Regions from separate parts of the Homo sapiens genome. Here region 1 is linked to region 2. Evidence: chromatin loops called from intact Hi-C (ENCODE). Cell type or tissue: breast epithelium. All regions are shown on one strand. Each heading gives the region's core, and the rest is flanking DNA. Links, peaks and the distances in the headings are about the cores only. Region 1 has its middle 33 kb from the start of ZDHHC19. Region 2 overlaps SENP5 (SUMO specific peptidase 5).

Evidence for each region. Hi-C counts contacts between places; a loop is a spot of excess contacts. Peaks named below come from ENCODE experiments on the same cell type or tissue, not always from the same donor. Only the 100,000 strongest peaks of a DNase experiment are listed, where the experiment ranks them.
Region 1: a loop joins it to region 2, with 22 times the contacts of the local background. A loop is called at or near these places in 1 of 110 quality-filtered maps.

Annotation. Positions count from the first base shown.
Region 1 is chr3:196,175,741-196,181,464 of GRCh38, forward strand. No RefSeq gene overlaps it. Among named protein-coding and RNA genes, the nearest start is that of ZDHHC19, 33 kb to the right of the region's middle. RefSeq lists an enhancer at 4,048-4,247. In breast epithelium, for the core only: no CTCF peak of the experiment used is centred there; a DNase peak (open chromatin) is centred at 3,911; H3K4me3 peaks cover 326 bases; H3K27ac peaks cover 369 bases.
Region 2 is chr3:196,920,713-196,924,712 of GRCh38, forward strand. SENP5 (SUMO specific peptidase 5) reads left to right here. Exons shown (of 10, transcript NM_152699.5): 7 at 2,702-2,839. Among named protein-coding and RNA genes, the nearest start is that of NCBP2-AS1, 17 kb to the right of the region's middle. In breast epithelium, for the core only: no CTCF peak of the experiment used is centred there; no DNase peak of the experiment used is centred there.

The DNA of each region.
Region 1 (5,724 bases), core at 1,717-5,716, 740 kb before region 2:
GCTCTGGTAGGAGCAGGGGAGACCAACCCTACCTCGGATGCAGGGGCAGCATCCGATGACCCTGATAATGACCACAAGAAAGAGGCAGCACCTCTAGGGCAGGAAAGTGCTGGGGGTCAGAGGCATGGGTGCCATTCCAGGCTGAGCCAGGCTGGCTGTGTGAGCCTGCGTGAGTCACTTAACCTCTGAACCTAGTGCTTCACGTGCAAAAGAGGGAAGCTTCCCTCATCCTCCTCCAGCCGTCACCCGCTGCCTTCCTTCTCTCTGCAGCAAAATGGCTCCGAAGCGTTGTCTACACTTCTTTTCTCTGATTCTTTATTTAAATTTGCACTTATTAGGCTGAGCGCAGTGGCTCATGCCTGTAATCCCAGCACTTTGGGAGGCCGAAGCGAGCAGATCACTTGAGGTTAGGAGTTCAAGACCAGCCTGGCCAACATGGTGAAACCCTGTCTCTACTAAAACACAAAAATTCGCTGGGCATGGTGGCAGGCACCTGTAATCGCAGCTACTCAGGAGGCTGAGGCAGGAGAATCACTTGAACCCGGGAGGCAGAGGTTGCAGTGAGCCGAGATCGTGCCACTGCACTCCAGCCTGGGCCACAGAGCAAGACTCTGTCTCAAAAATAATAAATAAATAAATAAATAAATAAATCTTCACTTATAAATTACTCCCTAAATAAAAATAACACGTTATATACATATATATACCCATCTCAGCCTCCCAAAGTGCTGAGATTACAGGTGTGAGCCATCGTGCTTTGCCATAACGTGGTTTTTTTAATGTTTTATTTTAAAAATGTTTTTATAACTTTTATCTATTTATTTATTTTTTGAGATGAAGTCCCGCTCTGTTGCCCAGGCTGGAGTGCAGTGGCACCATCTCAGCTCACTGCAAGCTCTACCTCCTGGGTTCAAGCGATTCTCCGGCCTCAGCCTCCCAAGTAGCTGGGATTGCAGGCATGTGCCACCGCACCTGGTTAATTTTTCTATTTTTAGTAGAGACAAATTTTTGCCATGTTGGCCAGGCTGGTCTCAAATCCCTGACCTCAGGTGATCCGCCCGCCTCGGCCTCCCAAAGTGCTGGGTTTACAGGCGTGAGCCACCGCGCCTGGACAAAATTTTTTTATACCTTTTAAATTCCAGACCCACCACCAGGTTGAATCCTCCGGGCTGACTGTGCAGACCCCCCACTATGCCCCCTACTTTCCATTAACTGGTATGTTTTATGTTATCAAGAATATTAAAACAAACCTATGCATCTGCCATTGAGCTTAAGAAATAGATGGCCGGACGCGGTGGCTCACGCCTGTAATCCCAGCACTTTGGGAGGCCGAGGCGGGCGGATCATGAGGTCAGGAGATCGAGACCATCCTGGCTAACACGGTGAAACCACGTCTCTACTAAAAATACAAAAATTAGCCGGGCGTGGTGGCAGGCGCCTGTAGTCCCAGCTACCCGGGAGGCTGAGGCAGAAGAATGGCGTGAACCCGGGAGGCGGTGCTTGCAGTGAGCTGAGATCGCACCACTGCACTCCAGCCTGGGCGACAGAGTGAGACCCTGTCTTGGGGAAAAAAAAAAAAAGAACTAGACGAATGCCCAGGCATGGGAAGCCCCAGTCACCTTTCCCTCCCTCAACCCGAGAGGAGTCACATTCCAAACCTAGCCTTTATCATTCCCTTCCTTTTCATTAGACGGTTATGTATGTACGTATCCTTAAACTTTATGCTAATGGTATCACATTTTGTGTATTCTACTACTTTTAAACATTTATGGATTAAATTCTGTCCCTCCAAAAAAGATATGTTGGAGTCTTAACCCCTAATACTTTAAGCCGTGACCCCGTTTGCAGACACCGTCTTTACAGAGGTGCTCAAGGTGAGAGGCACTCATTAGAGTGGACCCTCATTCGATACGACTGGTGTCCTTATAACAAGCAGAACACAGGACAGAGGCAGAGCCACCAGCAGGGAGAACACCACATGAAGCCTGGAGTCAGGCTTCCGGACGAAGCCGGGAGAGAGGCGGGGAACAGGTCCTCCTCCCACGCCTTCCCAGGGAACGTGGCCCTGTCGGCACCCTGATCTCCTCGCCCCTAGAACTGGGAGACAACACGTTTCTGCTGTCCAGCCACCCAGTGTGCGGTACTTTGTTACAGCAGCCCCAAAAAATAAAGACACCATTCCATGTCATGTTCTTGAAATTCATTTGTTAATGAGTGAAGCCGAGGCTCATTCATTTTCTCTGTCATGTTCTATTATATGATATCCCACAATTTATCCATTTTACTTTGAAAAGTTATATGGTTTGCTTACAGGTTTTATTGTTGTTTTGAAATTGCAAACTGTGCTGCCCCGAACCTCCCTGCAAACTGTGCCGTAGGAGTGGAGCTGCACTTGGGTCAAAGAGGGCAAAGGTAAGTCTTAACTGTGCAGCCCAGATCAGAGCAATAACAACTCATCAAGATAAGTCTAATTGCTACTCAACGGGGTGGAACTTACACGCTTGCCAGTGGGCAGGCAGAGTTCCCTGTGTCCTACATTCTTGTTAACACTTGAAACTCCAGTCTTTTTTTTTTTTTTTTTTTTTTTTTTGAGAGATGGAGTCTCACCCTGTTGCCCAGGCTGGAGTGCAGTGGTGTGATCTTGGCTCACTGAAACCTCTGCCTCCCGGGTTCAAGCGATTCTCCTGCCTCAGCCTCCCAAGCAGCTGGGACTACGGGCTCCCGCCACCACGCCCAGCTAATTTTTGTGTTTTTAGTAGAGACGAGGTTTAACCATGTTGGCCAGGATGGTCTCAATCTCTTGACCTCATGATCCGCCCACCTCGGCCTCCCGAAGTGCTGGGATTACAGGCGCAAGCCACTGCACCCCGCCCTGCAGTTTTGTTTTGTTTTTTTAATTTATTATTTTAAAAAAATGTTTTTGAGACAGGATCTCACTCTGCCACCCAGGCTGGATCATGGTGGCATGATCTTGGCTCACTGCAGCCTCGTCCTCCCAGGCTCAAGTGATCCTCCCGCCTCAGCCTCCCAAGTAGCTGGGACCACAGGTATGTGCCACCATGCCTGACTAATTTTTGTGCTTTTTGTAGAGATGAGTTCTCACTGTGTTGCCCAGGGTGGTCTCAAACTCCTGGGCTCAAGCGATCTTCCTGCCTCAGCCTCCCAAATTGCTGGGATTACAGGCATGAGCCAACACACCCAGCCCGAAGGAACTGCCATTCTTTTTATCTTTGCCAATCTGATGGTTATAGAATGGTATTTCCTAGTGGCTTTATTTTGCGTTTTCTTTATTTCTAATAAAGTTAAGCATCTTTTACATGTTGATGGACAATGTATATTTCCTGTTTTGCAAAACACCTGGTCGGGTTTTCCTGGTCTTTTTTCTTATTTATTTCTAGGAGTTCTTTATGTACTCTGGACTCTGATCCTGCATTGGTCTTTCTAAAGCTTTATTCGTCGCATCCTCTGATGAACAGAGCTTTTCTTTTTTCTTTTCCCTTTTAAAATTAGTAGAATTTATTCATCTTTTTCTTAACAATTAGTGCTTTCAAGAAATTCTTTGTACCCCCAAGGTCAAGAGATATTATCCTATACTCGCTTTGTAAGGGTTGGTATTCTGCCTGTCAGGTCGTTAATGGACCTGGCATTGATTTTGGAGCCTGCTGTGTAGTCAGATCTAAACTGGGAAAGGAACAATTGCCTGCTTTTCTCACAGGGGCGTTCTGAAGCTCAAAGGAGAAAATGCGTGTGAAAGTGTCCAGAACTGTGAAACAATGTACAAGTAAGAGAGTCTGCGATGCTGATTTGCTGGAGGGTGACAAAGCCGTTTAAGAGAAGGCTGCTTTGGCCTTTGATTTGCTAATCAGTTGGTAGCGTCATAGGCTGCCAGTAGGCCAGGCAGAAACCCAACCTCCATTCTGCCTCCGGAGGCTGGAGAACACAGCCAAAAAGACCAGCTGAAGCATGTGGTCTTTGCAGGAAAGTAAGTTCCAGTGGCACTGCTGGGGCTGGCCCCGTCCACCCACACTGTTCACTCCATCTGCCACCTGACATTAGCAAATTAGGCTGCAAATACAGCCCTGAGTCATAGAGAAAAGATGAAATTACACTCAGGAAACTCTGCTCACTGAAGTGCATGAGTAACAGGATGCAGAAAGACACCCATTAAAAGCGGCTAAAAACGAGTCAGGTGCTCCAAGGCAGCCTGCTGCACACCCCAACACGCGGGCAGGCTCCGCCCCAGCTCCAACTCCACCTGGAGGGGCAACACGCACCCATTATACGAGCCACACGGGGGCCCCAGCAACTGGCCCAGACAAGGCTGCAGAGCCCACTCAGGGTGGAACCCCCTTTAGCGAACTGGAAGGTTCCATGACGGGGCTGCGGGGAAGGAAGCCGACTCGTGGGGAGTTAGCTGAGCTGCCGGAGGAAACTGACAAAATCAAACGCACCCTTTGGCCTGCACAAGGCGATATTGTTGGTTCTCCCTGAAGCACATCCTGGCCAGGAGACAGAGCTTAGGCCAGCCCCCGGGCCAGGTGCCTGCTACCCAGACCTGTGATCCTAGCCAAAAGTCTCTGAGTTCTGGATGTCCACACTGGGAAGGGAGAGCAGCGAGGGAAGGGTTACCAAAGGGGCCTGAGGAGACATTCGGGGGTGACAGATTGTCAGCATCTTTTTGTTTGGTTTTTCTTTTAAGCGATGGGGGCGGGGGGTGGGGGGGGGTCTCACTATGTTGCTGAGGCTGGTCTCGAACTCCTGGCCTCAAGCAATCCTCCTGCCTCAGCCCCCGAGTAACTGGAATTCAAGACGTCAGCCACGGCCCCCAGCTTAGCTTCAGCATCTTGATTGCAGTGGTGGCTTCACAGATGTATACATATGTCAGAACTTATCAAATTGTATATTTTCAATATCTATTTTAGACAATTAGATCTCAATAAGGCTGTTTAAAAATTACAGAATGGTGTGATGGCGACTTTTACTAAATATGCATGTTGACAGCAAGAGGAACGACTAGAAGGAGGTCCCCAGATGTTAACAGTGCTTAGTTCTGGGCTGTGGGATTACAGAGGATTTTACTTTTCCTCTTTGTGTTTTTCTGTACTTTAAAAAATTTCTGAAATATATGTGTTTTACTTTTTTTTTTTTTTTAAGATGGAATCTTGCTCTGTCGCCCGGAGTGGAGTGCAGTGGCGCGATCTTGGCTCATTGCAACATCTGCCTCCTGGGTTCAAGCAATTCTCCTGCCTCAGTCTCTCAAGTAGCTGGGATTACAGGCATGTGCCACCACACCTAGCTAATTTTTGTATTTTTAATAGAGACAAGGTCTCGCCACGTTAGCCAGGCTGGTCTCGAACTCCTCACCTCAGGTGATCCATCCACCTCGGCCTCCCAAAGTGCTGGGATTACAGGCGTGGGCCAATGCGACCAGCCGTGTTTTACTTGTATAAATCAGGAAAAAAAAAAGTATCTATTTCAAAATAAAAGCAAACTTTAGGTCGCAGGGGTCTTCTGAAGGTCGGCAGCCATGACCTCACAGAGGCACACTCTGGGCTTAGCACGGTGGAGCTGTGCCCAGGGGAAGCAGCTTGGGCTTTACAACCAGGTCTGCAGCAAACTGCCCAGGCCAAACCTCAGCTCTGCCGCCCATCTCCTCAGCGGCCTTCAGCTAGTTACTTGAGTGCTTGGTGCCAATTTTAATCCCCAATTATATTTCGGAGACAA
Region 2 (4,000 bases), core at 1-4,000:
TCAAATGCTTTTCCTGCATCTAAGCAGATGAACCTATGGTTTTTCTTCTTTATTCTGCGAATGGGACCCAAACTGAAGGAGCAGCACCTTTCCTGAGACATGGCAGTCTCACATGGTAGCTCTGAAAGTTTCAATCTGATCGTGACATAACTTCACTTCTGCTTATTACATCCTTTTGATTAAAGCAAATCACATGACAGGACTACACTTCTCTCTTTGGGAGGGCAGAGAAGTCACATGGCAATGGGCAAGTCTGTATAATCTTCTCACAGGGAGGGCAACAAATAATTGGGGTCAGTGATACAATCTGTCATGCACATTGTTCTTAATTATGTGTACAGGTTAAATATCCCTTATTCAAAATGCTTGGGACTAGAAGTGTTTTGAACTTTGGACTCTTTCAGATTTTGTAATATTTGCATATATATAATGAGATATTTTGGGGGTAGAACCAAAGTCTAAACACAGAATTCACTTATGTTTCATATTCACCTTAGATGCATGCCCTAAAGGTAATTTACAATATTCTTAGTAATTTTGTATATGCAACAGTTTATGTACATTGACCCATCAGAAAGTAAAAATGTCACTACCTCAGCCACCCCTGTGGACAGTCTGTGGCATCATGTCAGCACTCAAAAAGTTCCAGATTTTGGAGGATTTCAGGTTTTTGGGTTAGAGTTACTCAGCCTGTATAAAGCTCTATGTATGTCTATGTTAGTGTGTTAGAAGAAGAAAATGATTTGGAAAGATAGGTGAAGTGTATCTTTTTCTGTATTTTCTAATTTTTATACAAAAATCTGTTTTACAATGTAGAAAACATTACTTTTTGAGAAGAATATACATCTGGTTTTATTTACTACTGTATTCTAAATATGATTCCTTGTTTTAGATACTCGGAATTAAAAAAAAAAGGATACTCAGAATTTTTAATCTGGAAAGGAACATTGTTTATTATTTTCACTATTTCCTTCTACCCACCTCACTCCCCCAGGTTTATGGATGCAGAAACTGAAAAGCTTAAGTGATTTTGCTCCAAGGTCATGAAGACTTAACAGAAGATTCATTTAGAGCAGGACACTATTTGAGTATCAGAAAGCGAGAAGGAAATCTTGGGAAATTAGTTTCAGAGAATATAAGGTAGTTTAAAATGTTTTAACCCAAGTAATCACCAAATTATGCTAAAAAATACCTGAGAAGGGAAATTGATTCACTCTTTTACAAATGTATGTGGAGCACTTACTACTTTATCACCCACTCTACAACTGGAATTTTGAGTGGAATAGCAAGCATTTCTAGATTGTAAAGGGATATATATTATGATATAAAATATGTGTTAGGATTGTAAAGGATGCATAAGGTATTATCAAAGATGTTTTTCTCAATTTTGACATTTGAGAGACCCAAGCAAGTAATCATAATAATAACTAAGGTATTTGGCTACTTATAATGTGCTAAACAGAGTTGTATGCATTTTACACATATTCTTTTATTACTCTTAAAAACTTCATAAGGTAGGTACTATTTTCTATCCATTTTATTAGTTGCGGAAATCAAGGTGCAAAGAAGCTAAGGAAATTACCAGTCATGTGACTAATACGTGGAAGAGCCACAATTTGAACTTGAGCAGACTTGCTTCAGAGCCCATGATCTTAACTGCTGCTTATATCATGTCTGTTGAACGAGTCTAACTTGAGCAGACTTGCTTCGGAGCCCATGATCTTAACTGCTGCTTACACCATGTCTGTAGATGCAGTTTCAGGGTCTCACTCCGTCGCCCAGGCTGGAATGCAGAGGTGTGATCATGGCTCACTGCAGCCTCGACCTCCTGGGCTCAGTGATCCTGCTGCTTCAGCCTCCCAAGTAGCTGGGACTGCAGGCATGCACCACCACACCTGGCTGATTTTTTATTTATTTATTTTTCTTGAGACAAGGTCTGGCTCTGTCACCCAGGCTGGAGTGCAGTGGTGCAATCTCTGCTCAGTGCAACCTCCGCCTCCCAGGCTCAAGCCATCCTTTGAACCTCAGCCTACCAAGTAACTGCGACTACCAGTGCACACCACCACGCCCGGTTAGTTTTTGTATTTTTTTGTAGATACAGTGTTTCGCCATGTCACCCAGGCTGGTCCTGAACTCTTGAGCTCAAACCATCTGTTGGCCTCTCAAAGTGCTGGGATTACAGGCGTGAGCCACTGAGCCCGGCCTGATTTTTTATTTTTTTGTAGAGACAGAGTCTCATTATGTTGCCCAGGCTGGTCTCAAACTCCTGGGCTCAAGCAGTTTTTCCGCCTCAGCCTCCCAATGTACTGGGATTACAGGTGTGAGCCACCGTGCCTGGCCCCTTATACCATTTTCTAATACTATGATTCCTTTCTAAACAAGAGTTGAATCCAGGTTAAATATGTATATGAGAAAATGAGGTAAACAAGGAGCCAAGTCTTCAGGCACTTGACACACAGGTTTAGTAGATTAACTGGAAAACTGTACTTTGTATATCTTTATTTTTGTATTATTGTTGTGTATTATAGCTTAATAGTTACAAGCATGGGCTTAGAGTAAGACCTGGGTTCAAATTCTGGTTCATTGCTTCCTACTTTTTTGCCCTTGTGCAGGTCAAAGGTCAGCAAATGGAAGCTGCTGGTTTTTGGTGGTTTGGATAGCCTGTGGTGATGGCTGCATTTCTTTCTCTTTTCTTGATCAGGTGGATTTGTTTAAAAAGAGTCTTCTGTTGATTCCTATTCACCTGGAAGTCCACTGGTCTCTCATTACTGTGACACTCTCTAATCGAATTATTTCATTTTATGATTCCCAAGGCATTCATTTTAAGTTTTGTGTAGAGGTAAGTTAATATACTGCCTATTTTTTCATTTATTTTGTAATTGGCCAAATAGCATCTTAGCTCTAGATAGAACAGCAGCAGTCAAAACCATATAGGAACAGTTTATGTCATGAAAATCCTCCAAAGTGTTAGCTGAGAAAAGGACTAGAAGAGGAATCTCTGGCTGAGGAGAGGATCTGTCTAGGATCCAGATCCCCCTCTGAGATACTCCACTTGGATTTTCTCTGCTTTTCCCTTAAAACTACATCTTGAATGTGGTTAGAAATTGTTTTTCTTTGATCATCTTAGAGCTAAAATTGGCCTGTATCTGCAAAATAACTCCTGTAGAATAAACTATAACCTAATGGAATCAATTGACAAAATATTAGTGTTCAGCTAATAAACAGATGGTGGGATACAAAATCAAGAAAAATGAGTAGGTTTCCGGATTTTCCTGCACTACCAAGAACCAGTAAGAAAATGTAACTGGGAATAAGATTCCATTTATAAAAGAAACAAAACATAAATAACCCAGGAATATGCCCTAGGAAGAAATGTGGAAATTCTTTATTATGAAAACTCCTAAAGCTTTAAGTACTTAAAAGAAATCTGTACAAAACTGTAAAAGTATTTGAATGAAATATGGAAAATGTTATGTTCACAGAGTGGGGAAGGACTTCTTAACATGGAACCAAAGAAAAGACATAAGGAACAATTGGATAAATTTAACCACCTAATAATTTAAAACTTCTGTATATCATAAAGTTAAAGGACAAGCAACAGACTTGGAGAAAATATGTATGATGCAAATAACAGACAATAACTATCCAGAATACATGGAAAACTCCTACAAATGAATAAGGGGAGGATAAAAGGACATAATAGAAATGGACAAAGGCTAATTTAGTAAATTTTAGGAAAAATGCAAATGACCATTTAAAAACACAGAGAGGTGTTCAGCCTTACCAGAAATTATAGAAATGCAAATGAAAACTACATCAGTTAAATTTTTTGCCCATTATGTTAGAAAAAGTGATGCTATTCAAGTGTCTATGTAAGTGTAAGGAAATAGGCATTCTCATATTTTCTGGTTAGAGTGTATAAATTGATACAGCCGCTTGGGGATAGTTGCAGTTCTCATCAGTTCTAAGTGCTTTGTAAATTAAAAAGATACAAATTCTG